Linked DNA regions of Homo sapiens: region 2 is linked to region 1. The links are chromatin loops, found by intact Hi-C in ENCODE. Cell type or tissue: natural killer cell. All regions are shown on one strand. Links, peaks and the distances in the headings refer to the core of each region. The heading gives the core; the rest is flanking DNA. Region 1 has its middle 32 kb from the start of LINC02341. Region 2 holds the start of TNFSF11 (TNF superfamily member 11).

Region 1 (6,873 bases), core at 838-5,837:
ATGAGAATTTTGAAGAAGCCTCAAGAGTGGTCAAGGAGAATCCTGGCTACAAGAAGATGATGTTTAATTATGGGCATTAAATTGTCTAATTAATAACCAAGGTCATCTGGAGAAAATCTGTGGGTAGATGGGATCAGGTTTCTGGGATTCAATCTGACACACGACTCATTAATCAATGAGGCCAAAGCTCCCCAGTGACCTCCATATTGTCAAACTCACTATGTGCTTCTTGGTTCTTGACCTCTAAAATTAACTGATGTTGGTGACCCTCTACCCCTTAAATCAGTGACTGATATGACAAAATTCTCTTTTGATCTTATATGTTTTGGGGGTTCTTGGTTGAATCTTCCTCTGTATGGCTTTTAAAAGCTGGTGTTGCCAAGGATTTGGGCCTTAGTCTTCTCCCGTTTGTGTAGGCAATTTGATCAGTATCTTTACTTTTTTTTGAGATGGAGTCTCGCTCTGTCACCAGGCTGGAGTGCAGTGGCGTGATCGAGGCTTACTGCAACCTCTGCCTCCTGGGTTCAAGCGATTCTCCTGCCTCAGCCTCCCAAGTAACTGGGACTACGGGCACGCACCACCATGCCTAGTCAATTTTTGTATTTTTAGTAGAGACGGAGTTTCACCATGTTGGCCAGGATGATTTCGAACTCCTGACCTCAAGTGATCTGCCCACCTCGGCCTCCCAAAGTATTGGGATTACAGGCGTGAGCCCTTGCCTGGCCAGTATCTTCACTTTTAACCACCACCCATTTGTAGATGTTACCCAGCATAAAACTGTGCTATCTTTGTAAGGAGGCTCTTTGAACTTAGCCCAATCCAGTTGGCTGGTATGTCCATCAGTTCTTCCTGCTGTATGTCCTTTCAGGCCCTTCTCTTCTCTACAGCCCCATCCCAGAGCTGCCTTAGGTAAGGTCTTCCTCATCTTATGTGTGGCAGAGCCAAGTCTCTGTGGCAGAAACCCTGACATCTACTTCGACTCCCTCTACTGCTTTGCCAACAACGTGCACTTTCTAAAATACATGAGCTTTTAAAAAAATTCAACCTGATAGATTGTCTTCTAATACATGAATTTAATATGTTGATATTTATTGTGATTATCACCATATTTGGACTTATTGTTAACATCTTAAAAATACATACATTTTAATTTCTTCCCAACACTTTTTTCTCTCCATTGCTTTGGAAACTATACATTTAACTTTTTGGTAGGTTATATCTTTACCATACATGAGTTTTCTAATAACATCTGAAATTATTCAGTCACTCTCATTCCTCTATCTTCCTTATTTTTGTCACCTAGAATTTAAAATAAAAGAGTTATTTTTGATAGTTAGTAGTTAAATTATCAATATAATTTACCAGTTTCTTTGCTCACCATTTAAAATAAATTTGTACTCCTTCTTTGTGATCCTTTTTCCTCTTGAGGAACTATTTTTCATTTAGTGAGTGTCCGTAGGTGTTAAAAGTTCTTAGACTTCATATGTCTAAAAATATCTACCTCACCTTCTTCTTAAATGATAGTTCAAATAGGTAAAGAATACTTATTTTTCCTTAAGCTTTGATCACATCACTCTTCTGTCTTCTGATATTTGTTGTTAATGATGAGAAGTCTGCTGTTGGTCTTATTGCTACTCTTTTGTGGATTGTCTTTTTCCCTGTTAGATTTTAAATTTTTTTCTCTATAGCAATGTTCTGCAGTTTCATTACAATGCATCTAGTTAGGAATATATATATTTGATGCCCAGTGTTCACTATAAATCTATGATTTTTTTCAATACTGGAAAATTATGAACTGTTAGTTCCTTCTATATATTTTTTTCTACACCAATTCTTCTATTCTTTCATTTTGGGGCTGCTGTGAGTCTTCTGTTGGAATCCCTCAGTCTGTCCTCTTGGCTTCTGATGACCCTTTTCATGTCTTCTTTTTATCTTCTGTGCTATCTTCTGGGCAGTCTGTGAGCTTCCAATTTCAATGACAGTATATTCTGTTTTCAGGACTAGTATTTGGTTGCTTTTCAGAACCATATATTGTTTATTCATATCTGCTTTTTTTGTTTGTTTGTTTCTCATAGATGTAATTACTTCCTTTATCTCTGAGGGTTTTAAGCATGCTTCTTTTAAATGCTTTTGAGATTGCTCAGGTGTTTCTATTTGGAGGGAGTAAATGTTGCTGGTCTTTGAGCTTGTTGTCTAACTTTCTTCCTGTTAAATTTTCTTTCAAATTTAGGTTTGTATGCTCTTCCTGAGGAGCTCACTTCTCCCCATAGCTCTGGGTTATTTTCCTCCCCAGTTAATGGTTTTGACATTGCCTCTGTCTGGTTCCCAGGAACTCTGTTCTGGATCCAGGTTGAATGTTGGTGGATGGGCTCTTACCTCATGTACTGGGGATACCTACATGTAGCCACTCAGCTGGTGGGTGGCTTCCCCCAGGACGGGGCTCCAGGGCTGTGCCTGCTTCCTGCCCATCCACTGGCCTATAGAAAGGCCAATGTTTTAGCTTTTCCACCTCCTTTTACAAACAAGGGAGCTCAGCACCATGCCTGGCTTCAGGTGGTGATCCTGACTTGGGTCCTCTGCCATATCTGGAAGGTTTTGCTCCCTGTTACCCCAAAAGAATCAGACTTTGGTCATCTATGCCTTCTTGACCAAGAGACCAAGAGGCCCATGGTTTTGACACTATTTATTACTCTTTCTTTTTCATGGAAGTATTTATCTGATTTTTCAGTGTGATTTTATTTTTATTGCAGAAATACATGTTTTACATATTATTGCTGTGTTTGGAGTAGAGATGAGGGGGCCCACAACTTGAGCTCAAAATGCCATTTTGCCAGGGAATATCTCTCCCTATTAATCTTTGTGTTCCCATGCTTGTCACATAGCAGGTGCTTGATGAATTTTGGTGGTTTGCTGTTACTGAGACATGGGCCTATTGGAGGCACAGAGGCCTGATGGTGAGAAAACCCCAGTTACCACAAAGTCAGGGAAAGCTCTGTCTGAGGCCCTCTTCTGTGACTTGGAGGCCTATCTCAGAAAGCTCTACTTCCTGGAAGGACTATCAGGGTGTTAAAGTGTCCTCGCTACTAGAGAGAGGACTGATCCTTTTAGTGCAGAAAAGCATCCTCATCCACTTATGAGCCTTTCGTGTAGTGTTTAAAGAAAGTGTTGTCATTTAAGCTGATTTGTGGCCCATCAGAAGACTCAATATCCCCAAATTTGGATTCCTGGGCCAGTGGGTCAGTGTTCTCTTCAGCAGACTGCCTCAGTGGTAGAGACAGGAGCTGCATTGATTGTTGACAGGACACCAACCTGTGTGAAAAGCAGGTCTCACATAATCTGTCCAGGCGATAATCTGCTTTAGGATTGATAGATGCCCTCTGTGGAGAAAATAAGTCAGTAATGTGCTCTCAGCAGGAAACTTTGTCAGCAGCGGGTTGTTAGAAGTAAAGGGTGTGATTACAATCTAACTTCAGTGTAACTTTGACTCTTCCGTGTGTTTTTCTCATTTATCTCATGAGTCATAAAAACATTTTGATGATTGCAGCAAAGTCTGTGGCTACTTAGCTCTACCACACTGGAAACACTTTATCCAGTAATAGAAAGAAATAGAGTGCCACATTGTTATGTTCCAGAGATCCAGCCTCCGCTCTTTCTTTGTCTTTTATTGGAAACTTGTGAGATTTGGAAGACTGTTCCCTGGATGCATTTGGCATCCCAGTTTGCTGAGAGTTTCTACAGTTCTGGTTCACTGCTGGCTCAGCGTGGTGTGGGAGACATTGGGTGTTTTGCCTGTCCAGCATCTATTTCCATTCTTCTAGGAACTGGATGTTTCTGTCTGGTGGAGAACGTATTCCACAACTGGAGCCAGACCCACCCTGCCACAGAGGAAGCCACGTGACCCAGGAGTGGTTTAGAAATGGGCACATGACCCAAGCAGAGGCTTCCCAGGACCTTTCTGTTGGAACTATTTGAAACTACTTTCATTCCACTGGAATTCTATGCTGGCAACCACCTTCTCACCTTTTGGAGAGCACCTGTCCAGCAGGTGCAGAGAGAGGCACGTGTATGATGACATTGTCTGAAACCTTACATCAGCCTTGCCCGAGGTCAAATGCATTTCAGTGAATAAACTCATGGATTTCTTTCTTGATTTAAGCTAATTTGAGTTGAATTTCTGTCACTCAAGACTGAAAGTGTCCTGACCCTTATGTGTAGGAGTTAGGAGTGAGAAATCATTTAACAGAATTCTTGAGAGCATGCTCTGTTTACATCTTCACTCATTTCAAGCCCAGGCTACTTATGATGCATGCCTGGCCCTTAGGCACTCTCAGCATAGTTGTTTATGAAGGATTTTGGACAATAATTGACTTTTTGGGTGTCTAAGGTTTGAGTTTCTTTTATCAACTAGTGCTGGAGGAGCCAAATAGTCAAGACTGGGGAAAGGAGAGGAGGAAGAAGACCATGAAGTAGGGAACCTACTGATCCTAGGAGCCATCCAGGAACTGCAACTATTGTGTGCCTAAATACAGGAAGGGCCAGCGACTGAGGATGTGCCTTCTGGATGCCTGCCACGTTTCCTGCTCATTCACCCAAGCCTGCCGAGATATCAGTTTACCCAGAGAGTCAACGTACTTTTTCCACAGTGAGACCAATTGAGAACACAAGTATCCCAATTTCCAGGCAAGTGCTCTATTTATCAGATCACACTTCCTTCCTGCTTTGAGAACAAAATAACCTAGCAGTCAGAAAGCACAATTGGGCACAAGATTCTACAAACAACAGGAGAACATATCCTGTAGAAAAACAGCACAGTGTGCGTGGTCTGTGTAGCTGGGAGCTCCTGTAGAACAGGTGGGCTTTCAGAAGTTCAAGAGAAGGAAGATAGGACAGAGAACCTCTGAGCTTGCCTCTTTCCACCAAAAAGCTGTGGAGGTTCTGACTCAGGGTACACAGGTGCAGTAAGACTGTGTGGGGCAGGAGGAACAGCAGGAGGAGAAGACATAGAAATCAGTAGAAGGCAAGGCTGAATGAGGGGACTGATTGCTGATTAGAATCTTGCTCTTCTCTTCTATGTGTTGTGTTCCAAGGGAACCCCTAAGTCTGAATATGGATTGGAATAGGAACCTTGAAACTGTCATTGAGGAGCGAAGCATGGCAGTGTTGGGGTGGGTGTTGCCAGGTGGACGGGATGGGGAGAGGAAGTGGTTTTGTAGGAGAACAAAAGAGAAGCAAGTGAAGATGGTTTCTTCACCAGAAGCTGCCCTCAAGCCGAGTAAGCGAGGCATGGAATGTTGGGCTTCTAGAAAGATCCTGGACCTTAGGCCCTGATCCAGGTGGAGCCCAGAGGGCTGAGATCAGAGGAAACCTGCTGAGAAAGTGTGGGATTTCTTACCACAAGACAGTCTTACTGCCCTGACCAGACCTGGCCACGATTGACATTTAGACAAAAAAGAGCACACAGAGAACACTGAGGAGCGTGGCCCACCCATGCTGTGTAGGAGGCAGACAGACACCTTTTGTCTGTGAGGCCAGTACACTCTGTGTGTCTCCTCTAGTCTACAGCCAATTCCCTCAGCCATCGCTGGCTTTTAATCCAAAAACTCATCTGTGGGAGATTGATTCAGCGCCTACGTGCTGCCTGTCAGCTCAGGGCCAGGGCAAAGCCAAGCAGGGCACAGATGTGGCTTCTGCTCCCACCTTTCTGGCTCCTCCATGCCCTTTAATTCATTGCATCAGGTTCCCCTTTTTAAGAGCTTAACGACTGAGGTGTGTGCACAGCTTGTGTTCCTGACCAAGGAAAAACTCTGTGCTCTGTCTGCGGCACGTCAGCATCCTCCCCCGTCTCCTGTTGCCAGCCTCTGCCCTGCCCAATGCAGTTCAGCTGGCTTGCCAGCACCGATGGGAAGCCTTCTGGTTGCCCCTGGCTGATGAAGGTCTTCTCTCCCCACCCCCAGCCCTGCTCCCAAATGGGGAGAGTTTTTGGAGACCCTCAAAATAATTATTCACTCCATTAATTAGATGTGTAAAAAGGGTGGGGGATATTACTCTAGGAACGAATTTGAGACCCTTGTGGTGTCAGAGAAAGGACTAAATGGACAACAAGCCCACATTATAAATTATTTATTTCATCCATTCCATCTGAACAATGGATACGTCCATGTGAAAACCAGAGCTCAAAAATCAGAATCAAAGGACTGACCACCATGGCCCACAAGCACCCTCTACATCACTGACCCCCTAGTATGTCATTAAAATAATTAAAAATAAAGAGGCTGGGTGCAAGGGCTCATGCCTGTAGTCCCAGCAGTTTGAGAGGCCAAGGTCAGAGGATGGCTTCTGGTCAGGAGTTCAAGACCAGCCTGGTCAACATAGTGAGACTCAATCCCTACGAATTTTTTTTTTTTAAAGACAAGAAAAAAAAAGAAAAGAAAAGCCAGTTGATTCAGGTGCTCTAATGAGATCTCTAGACTTGTTCTTTGAACCCATGTTTATGTTAAACAGGAGCTTCCAGCTCTAGGTTCTTGGGCACAGGCTGATGTGAGTTCATTGTGGATTCCTGTGAAGTGTGTTACTGCAGGTGACCGAAACTGGACTTGGACTGAGGTATGAGGACTCTCCCTGAGATACAAGTGCTTTACTAGTTGCTTTGTTTTGTGTCGGGAGAAAGCTTGGCGGCTCCTCCTCTATATCGTAGCCTCTGTCAGAACTGTTGTGCCTTGTCATCAGCCCTTTCTGGGTGGTGCCATCTCCTGCGTGGCCTTGCCATGAAGAGACTTCCTTTTGGGTACCTGGGGCAGACGCTGCCACAACCGCAGGCGTCCTTTGCTGAGTGCTAGTTGTGGTGAGGAGCTGAGGCCAGCTGACATGAGTGTG
Region 2 (6,537 bases), core at 1,538-6,537, 180 kb after region 1:
TTTGTTCATTTTTTGTAAAGATAGGGTCTCCCTATGTTCCCCAGGCTATTCTCCATCTCCTGGGCTCCAGTGATCCTCACGCCTCGGCCACCCAAAGTGCTGGGATTATAGAAGTGAACCACTGCGCCTGGCCTATTGAAGGTTTTTAATCTTCAGAGTTTCGACTTTATCAACAACACTTAGAAGCCACCAAAGAATTGCAGGTATGGAAATGACATATACTTTTGCTTTTAGAAGAAAATCCTGATCAGTGTGCACAGAATTCTTCAGGGGGCAAGTGTGATTCATTCTGATAAGATATAGCATGGCTTAGACTGGGAGACTGGCAGAGGCTTTGAAGATTTCTTTGCTCAAATTTTATTCAGCAAGTATTTACCATGCACCTACTATAGCAGGCAACATTTTTAGGAAATGGTGAATGTTACAGAGGTGAATAATACAGCAAGAGTCGTTGAACATATGGAGTTTATCTATTAGTTGGGGAGTGAATGTTGACAAAGGAATAAGTAAATACATAGGCAAGAAAGATACATTACCTGTGAAACAGCAGCAGGTAGACTGACAGTGGAGTATCTAATACAGCCTATGGAAGCCAGAAGATAGTGGGATGACATTTTTGGAGTACTAGTAGAAATGTCATATGAAGAACTCTGTAGGAATGTAACATACGGTCCCATATATGAAGCTCCTGGGTCAAGTATACCTGAACATAATTCAGGGATTTGAGGGACTTTCTTGTAACCTGAGGATCAAGATGTCAAGGAATTAAAAACATGTATAAAACATTGTTGTATAAAAACCCATTAAAAAGAATGGAAGACACTATAGTAAAATCATTGTGGGTTTAGTTGTTATAACACATTTTAAAAATCTTTGATCCCAATCAATATTTATAAGAAAGAAGAAATATGGAATTATTTCCTGAGTCAAGGAGCAGGGAGAGAATGAGGAAGAAGAGGAGGAGGAGGAGGGGGAGGAGGAGACAATAAACCTACTTCCCAAAGTTAACAAACAAAAAGTGGGAAGAGGTCAAAGACTACAAGGAGTAGAATTAACGTCAATTGTTTCTATGTTTGAGTCTGAAAATTTTTTGTCCCTTCTCCACCAACCTATATATTGATACACATATAAATGCTAAAGGCATTTTTGAATTTGAACAGATCATTTTCTTTGTATGGCTGCCTTTAAAAAAAATTCAACCTGGTCACTCTTCCTCAACATTTACTGAGGTCTAAGTGTTCAATTTAGAACACATGCTTTAATAACTCAGAGACCTGTCATTTGTCACAAATCTTGCCTAGAGAAATACTCATTAGCGAATTAGGCAGAAAGAGGATGCAAAATAAAAAGGCACAGTAGTCCCCTGATATCCATGGAAGACTGGTTCCAGGACACCACCAAACCCCTCCCCGCAAATACCAAAATCCATGGATGTTCAAGTTTCTTAACATATCATGGCATAGTATTTGCATTTAACCTACACACATCCTCTTGTACACTTGAAATTATCTTTAGATTATTTATAATACTTAATAGAATGTAAATGCTATGTAACTAGTTGTGTATCATTTAGGAAATGATCACAAGAAAAAAAGTCTACAGATGTTAGTCCAGACACAGCCATCCTTTTTTTTTTTTTCAAATATTTTTGATCTGTGGTTCATTGCATCCACAGATGTGGAACCCATGGATACTGTGGGCTAACTGTATTAATAAAAAAGTGGAAACATCCTAAGTTTCATGGGTGTTTAAATTGGTCAGCAACTTCCTTCTGAAGAAGTATCAGAATTTGTGAGCAATGTTAATATTTTTGTTTTCTCACTAAGAGCCACAGTTCTGAATAGAGGTTTTTAAAAAGCCCTAGCAAGGTTTCTTTAGCAATGAAACTAACATTTAACTGTATCATCAGCTTCGTGTTACATCTCTTTCCTGACTGTTGGGTGAGCCCTCCTCGGATGCTTGCTTCTGGCTACACGCCCCTTTACCCTTTTCTCTGCACTGTTTTCATCTTTATAAAGTCAGAGTTGGTGTCTATAGGCTCTCTACTGCCACATTCAAGACCTGCCTCGCTCAATGTCACCTTCAAGATGCAGAAATAGGGATTTGGGAAGGGGATTGTGAAATTTTCGAAGTCTTCCAAAATACTTTGAGAAACTATATTTGGAAGCACTTTGGGGGGAGAGGTTGGACAGGAAGGGTCTTCAGAGATCATCAAATTTAACTTTCTAAATCCTAAGGAGGAAACCGAGACTCCAGGATGTGAAGTCCCTTCTCTACCAAACTAGAATGGATGCAGGAGGAATGTCTGAGGTGCAATCCTTATCCTTTAGCAAAGGTGTCCTCTGCGTCTTCTTTAACCCATCTCTTGGACCTCCAGAAAGACAGCTGAGGATGGCAAGGGGAGTCTGGAACCACTGGAGTAGCCCCCAGCCTCCTCCTTGGAGGGCCCCCATGAAGGAGGCCCTTCAGTGACAGAGATTGAGAGAGAGGGAGGGCGAAAGGAAGGAAGGGGAGCCAGAGGTGGGAGTGGAAGAGGCAGCCTCGCCTGGGGCTGATTGGCTCCCGAGGCCAGGGCTCTCCAAGCGGTTTATAAGAGTTGGGGCTGCCGGGCGCCCTGCCCGCTCGCCCGCGCGCCCCAGGACCCAAAGCCGGGCTCCAAGTCGGCGCCCCACGTCGAGGCTCCGCCGCAGCCTCCGGAGTTGGCCGCAGACAAGAAGGGGAGGGAGCGGGAGAGGGAGGAGAGCTCCGAAGCGAGAGGGCCGAGCGCCATGCGCCGCGCCAGCAGAGACTACACCAAGTACCTGCGTGGCTCGGAGGAGATGGGCGGCGGCCCCGGAGCCCCGCACGAGGGCCCCCTGCACGCCCCGCCGCCGCCTGCGCCGCACCAGCCCCCTGCCGCCTCCCGCTCCATGTTCGTGGCCCTCCTGGGGCTGGGGCTGGGCCAGGTTGTCTGCAGCGTCGCCCTGTTCTTCTATTTCAGAGCGCAGGTGAGTGGCCACCTTCCCAGGGGATCGCGGCTGAGAGCGCCCATCTCCTTCCCCCGCACTTGGAAACTGAGTCTGGCGGCAGGGCTGGGCCACCCAGAGCTTGCATATTCCGGAAGGGAAAGTGACTCCAGAAGGGAGAGAGGAAGTGTTGAGTTTGGGGACAACCTGGCGCAGGGCTGTCGGGCGCACCCTGCTCTCTCTCCGCCCACGCACCCCAGCTTCTCGGTGCTCTGGGGGCGGACTCCCCTGGCCGGACGATGGGTTTGAATCTCACCCCGTCCCTTCGCTGGGAAACAACACTGGCCTCTCACCTTTTCTGGTAGTGATTGCATACTTTTTCTCCCTGTCATTTCTCACTTGAAGTTAAGAATCAACTTCTGTTCACGTAGGAAAAAAGATGAGCGCCTTCACTTGGGCATCTACCTTTCCCTTCCCGCCCACCACCCGGCGGGTTTCGGTTCCTGCGCCTGGCTGCTCTGCAGGTGTGCTGGGGCCACGGTGCTGGAGGGCTGCGCGGAGCGGGAGGTCGCGGTGCTCGTGCCCAGGTCGCCCAATGGGTGGGCAGAATGACACGGCGCGACCAGAGAGGCGCGGGCTCGGGATGGGGGCTCTGCGGCTGTGGCGCTGTCCTGTGGGGGTGAAGGAAGAGGGACAGCCCCACGTGCCTGCTAGGGATGTGGGCGGAGGAAGGAAGCGAGGTGAGTGTGATGGCACAGTGTTACTACAGTCTAGCAAATAACCAACCTTCGGAAAGATGAAGAGGTTTTTTGCACGACGGCTAGGAACTGCAGAGAGATAGTAGGAAGGAAGGGGTAAATTTGTAATATTATGCTTTCTGGTGGTTTATGCTCTTGTGTTTTCTTGGAAATTGCAGTGCAGTTGGTTGGATTCATTCAAATATTCTTGTCTGGTGCTGTGAACTCTTTCTCAGAGGAAGTGGGGGGCTGACTGTGCATTTTTTTTTATGGGAAAAGAAAGTTGGGTTTGGACTACATTCGTTTTCAGATTCAAAGGTGATTACTAAACCAAACGGGATGCATCAAAACATGGCATTGCTTGGATTGTATGGTTTTTTGACATGTGCCAATGTCTCGAACTCCATTACTTTTAATCATAGGCTTTTTGTTAAGTATTCATTATCCGCTAGTTTGCATTTTCTAGAACTAGTGTGATTACCTACTTAAAGTAGAAATGCAATGAGCCACACTTCAGAAAATCTGCATTAAATATAATCTACTCATTGAGAGTTTTGTTGTTTCTAAAAAGACAACTTTTGAGTGGTTTGCTTGCAACACAGATAACAAATCTATATGAAAGTGACTAAACGTCTTTCTTTCATTGGAGTGTGTTGCAATAAGAATGGCTTACCCATTTTCTCATCCAGCATTTTGTTAATAACCCCCATTTAGTGCTTGTGCATGGAGTGCCAGCGTTGTGCGTGGCACCGTCACCTGCGATGGAATGAGTTAAGAATCATTTATTCAACAGACAGTGTCCACTTACTATGGGCATGGAGCCAGATAGCAGAGTGGCCTAATAAAACCATTAAAATTCTTAGTCAAACAAAAGAGCAACAATCAGAAAAGGGATCAAAGATGCAGTAGTTCTCCACTGTTTATCTTTTCTAACACCTTCGGGATATGGCATTTTCATTGCCATAATAGTGAAGAGAGTGTCCAATGTTGAACGAGCAGTAGGAAATGAAGGAGTTCTAGGAACCATGAACAGCTTGGCTTGGCAGGAGCTGTGGAAATCGGTGGCATGGCTGTGTAGGAAAGAGTGACCTGCTGGGCTCTTGTTAGAGTTGTTCAGCTTTTCCCTAGGAATTCTCGGTGGTCCCCGTGGGTGAGGAGTCAGGGCTTTCAGTGATCTCCCATCATCCTTTAGCAGTCTTGATGCTGTATGGATGATAGTGAAACATTCAGAACCCCTTTTCAAAGTAAACGTGTGAGTTAGTAAGTCTAGCCAGAAAATATACCTTTGAAGAAGTTAATGTCATCAGACTTCTGGGTACGGTTTTCTTAAATACCATGAAAATTCGGTTCCTTTGACTTGTGCAAAATAATTTAGCTATTATTCTGAACCCAATTTTGTATTGCATTTTAAAAAGGCTATCTCCTTCAGTAAAGAAAAAATATTAGGAACAATGTGTTCATATGAATATACCACTAGATCGGGATGCATTTTACTGGATATTGTGTCTACAATTGTTACCCAAAGGAGTCCTAATCATTTTGAGATACATTCTGAAATATTTACAGATAAAACTGCTTTGGTGTCTGGAATTTGTTTCAAAATAATTTCTGGTTGCTTACAGATGAAAAAAGATTTGCCATACATTGGTAATAGCTGAAGCGCTGATGCGTGCCTAGGGGTTCACTCTGTAATTCTTTCCCCTTTTATGTGTGTTAGAGATCTTCTTTCAAAGTCTTAGCTAAGAGAATAGTCTCCATTTGACTTGCCGCTGATTTAACATTTTCACTTATATCGGCTCTTTTGGATTGGAACTTGGTACCAAATAAATCAGTAGTTTTTTGATTCCCACTAAAGTTGTGAATCAACTATCTGAGGTTTCTAAATGCATTTGAATGAGAACAAACTATCTAGTAACATGTTTGTAGTTTACAGTTAAAAATGACGAATTAGTTTTATTGTTTTTGTTTAAAGGTGGAGAAAAGAAGGTATGCAAGTCCTCAAGGAAAAGCAGTTTGAGTTTTTAAATGCATTTAAAAGAATGCCCAGAATAGTGTAAAAATTACGGTGACGGTTAAAAAGTTTTGTTTTCTTAAATGTTTGAATAGATAAAATTGAATCAGCCTCCTAAATGTTTGCAGATTGCATGTGCCTAGATGTAAAAAATACATATCTACTAGATCCGGTGTAGCTTGGCTTTTCCCCCACCACCCTGCCAAAGAGAAAATAGTGTGTGGCTTCTGCTATATATTTACCACATAGTATTCATACTTTGGTTTACAAAGAAAAAAAATAAAAACCCTTTCAAAAAGTTGCTCTGTGTGTGTGTGTGCATGTGTATGTGTCTTTAACATCCATATAACCATATTCAAAGCTTAGGGTTTAGCTATAAAGATAAACTTTTCAGAAAACTGAAGATGTTTTGCCCTTTTAACTTCTTCCCTCGATCCCCCAATATGCACAAACCAACCTCCCTGGTTGTTTGTTACCCAGGACAGCAGTCACTACTGAAAATCTGATGTAGAGGTGTGCACTGCCTGTTTGAAAACACAGATAACGAAGTAGCACAAACGTCAAGCATCCTGCCTCATTTAACCCTACAAATGATTAAGTTTCAAGGAAGTTAAAAAAAATGAGACAGTGTATTTCGTAGGCACATTATCTGACAAATGCATTTTAACAGTCCATTTTAAGTCAGATATTCAAGATTTACTTAATGTTTTCAGACGTGTCTAAGTACAATGAATTCATTGGTTACTCAGTTTACTGTGACTTTTGGTTGAATTTCTGTGTTCCTCAATGAAGTGTAAGTTCCATGAAGACAGGGACTGCTTGCTTTGCACACCACCTTATTCAT

What was found. Hi-C counts contacts between places; a loop is a spot of excess contacts. Peaks named below come from ENCODE experiments on the same cell type or tissue, not always from the same donor. Only the 100,000 strongest peaks of a DNase experiment are listed, where the experiment ranks them.
Region 2: it touches region 1 in a loop (4-fold over the local background); 1 of 110 quality-filtered maps calls a loop at or near these places.

The regions. Positions count from the first base shown.
Region 1 is chr13:42,389,924-42,396,796 of GRCh38, forward strand. No RefSeq gene overlaps it. Among named protein-coding and RNA genes, the nearest start is that of LINC02341, 32 kb to the right of the region's middle. RefSeq lists enhancers at 4,830-4,879, 5,780-5,929. In natural killer cell, for the core only: no CTCF peak of the experiment used is centred there; DNase peaks (open chromatin) are centred at 2,978, 3,458 and 5,088; H3K27ac peaks cover 1,337 bases.
Region 2 is chr13:42,571,536-42,578,072 of GRCh38, forward strand. It overlaps TNFSF11 (TNF superfamily member 11), which reads left to right and starts at 2,617. Exons shown (of 5, transcript NM_003701.4): 1 at 2,617-2,987. The coding sequence starts at 2,769. RefSeq lists a silencer at 2,555-2,924 and an enhancer at 3,015-3,214. In natural killer cell, for the core only: no CTCF peak of the experiment used is centred there; a DNase peak (open chromatin) is centred at 3,556; H3K4me3 peaks cover 1,341 bases.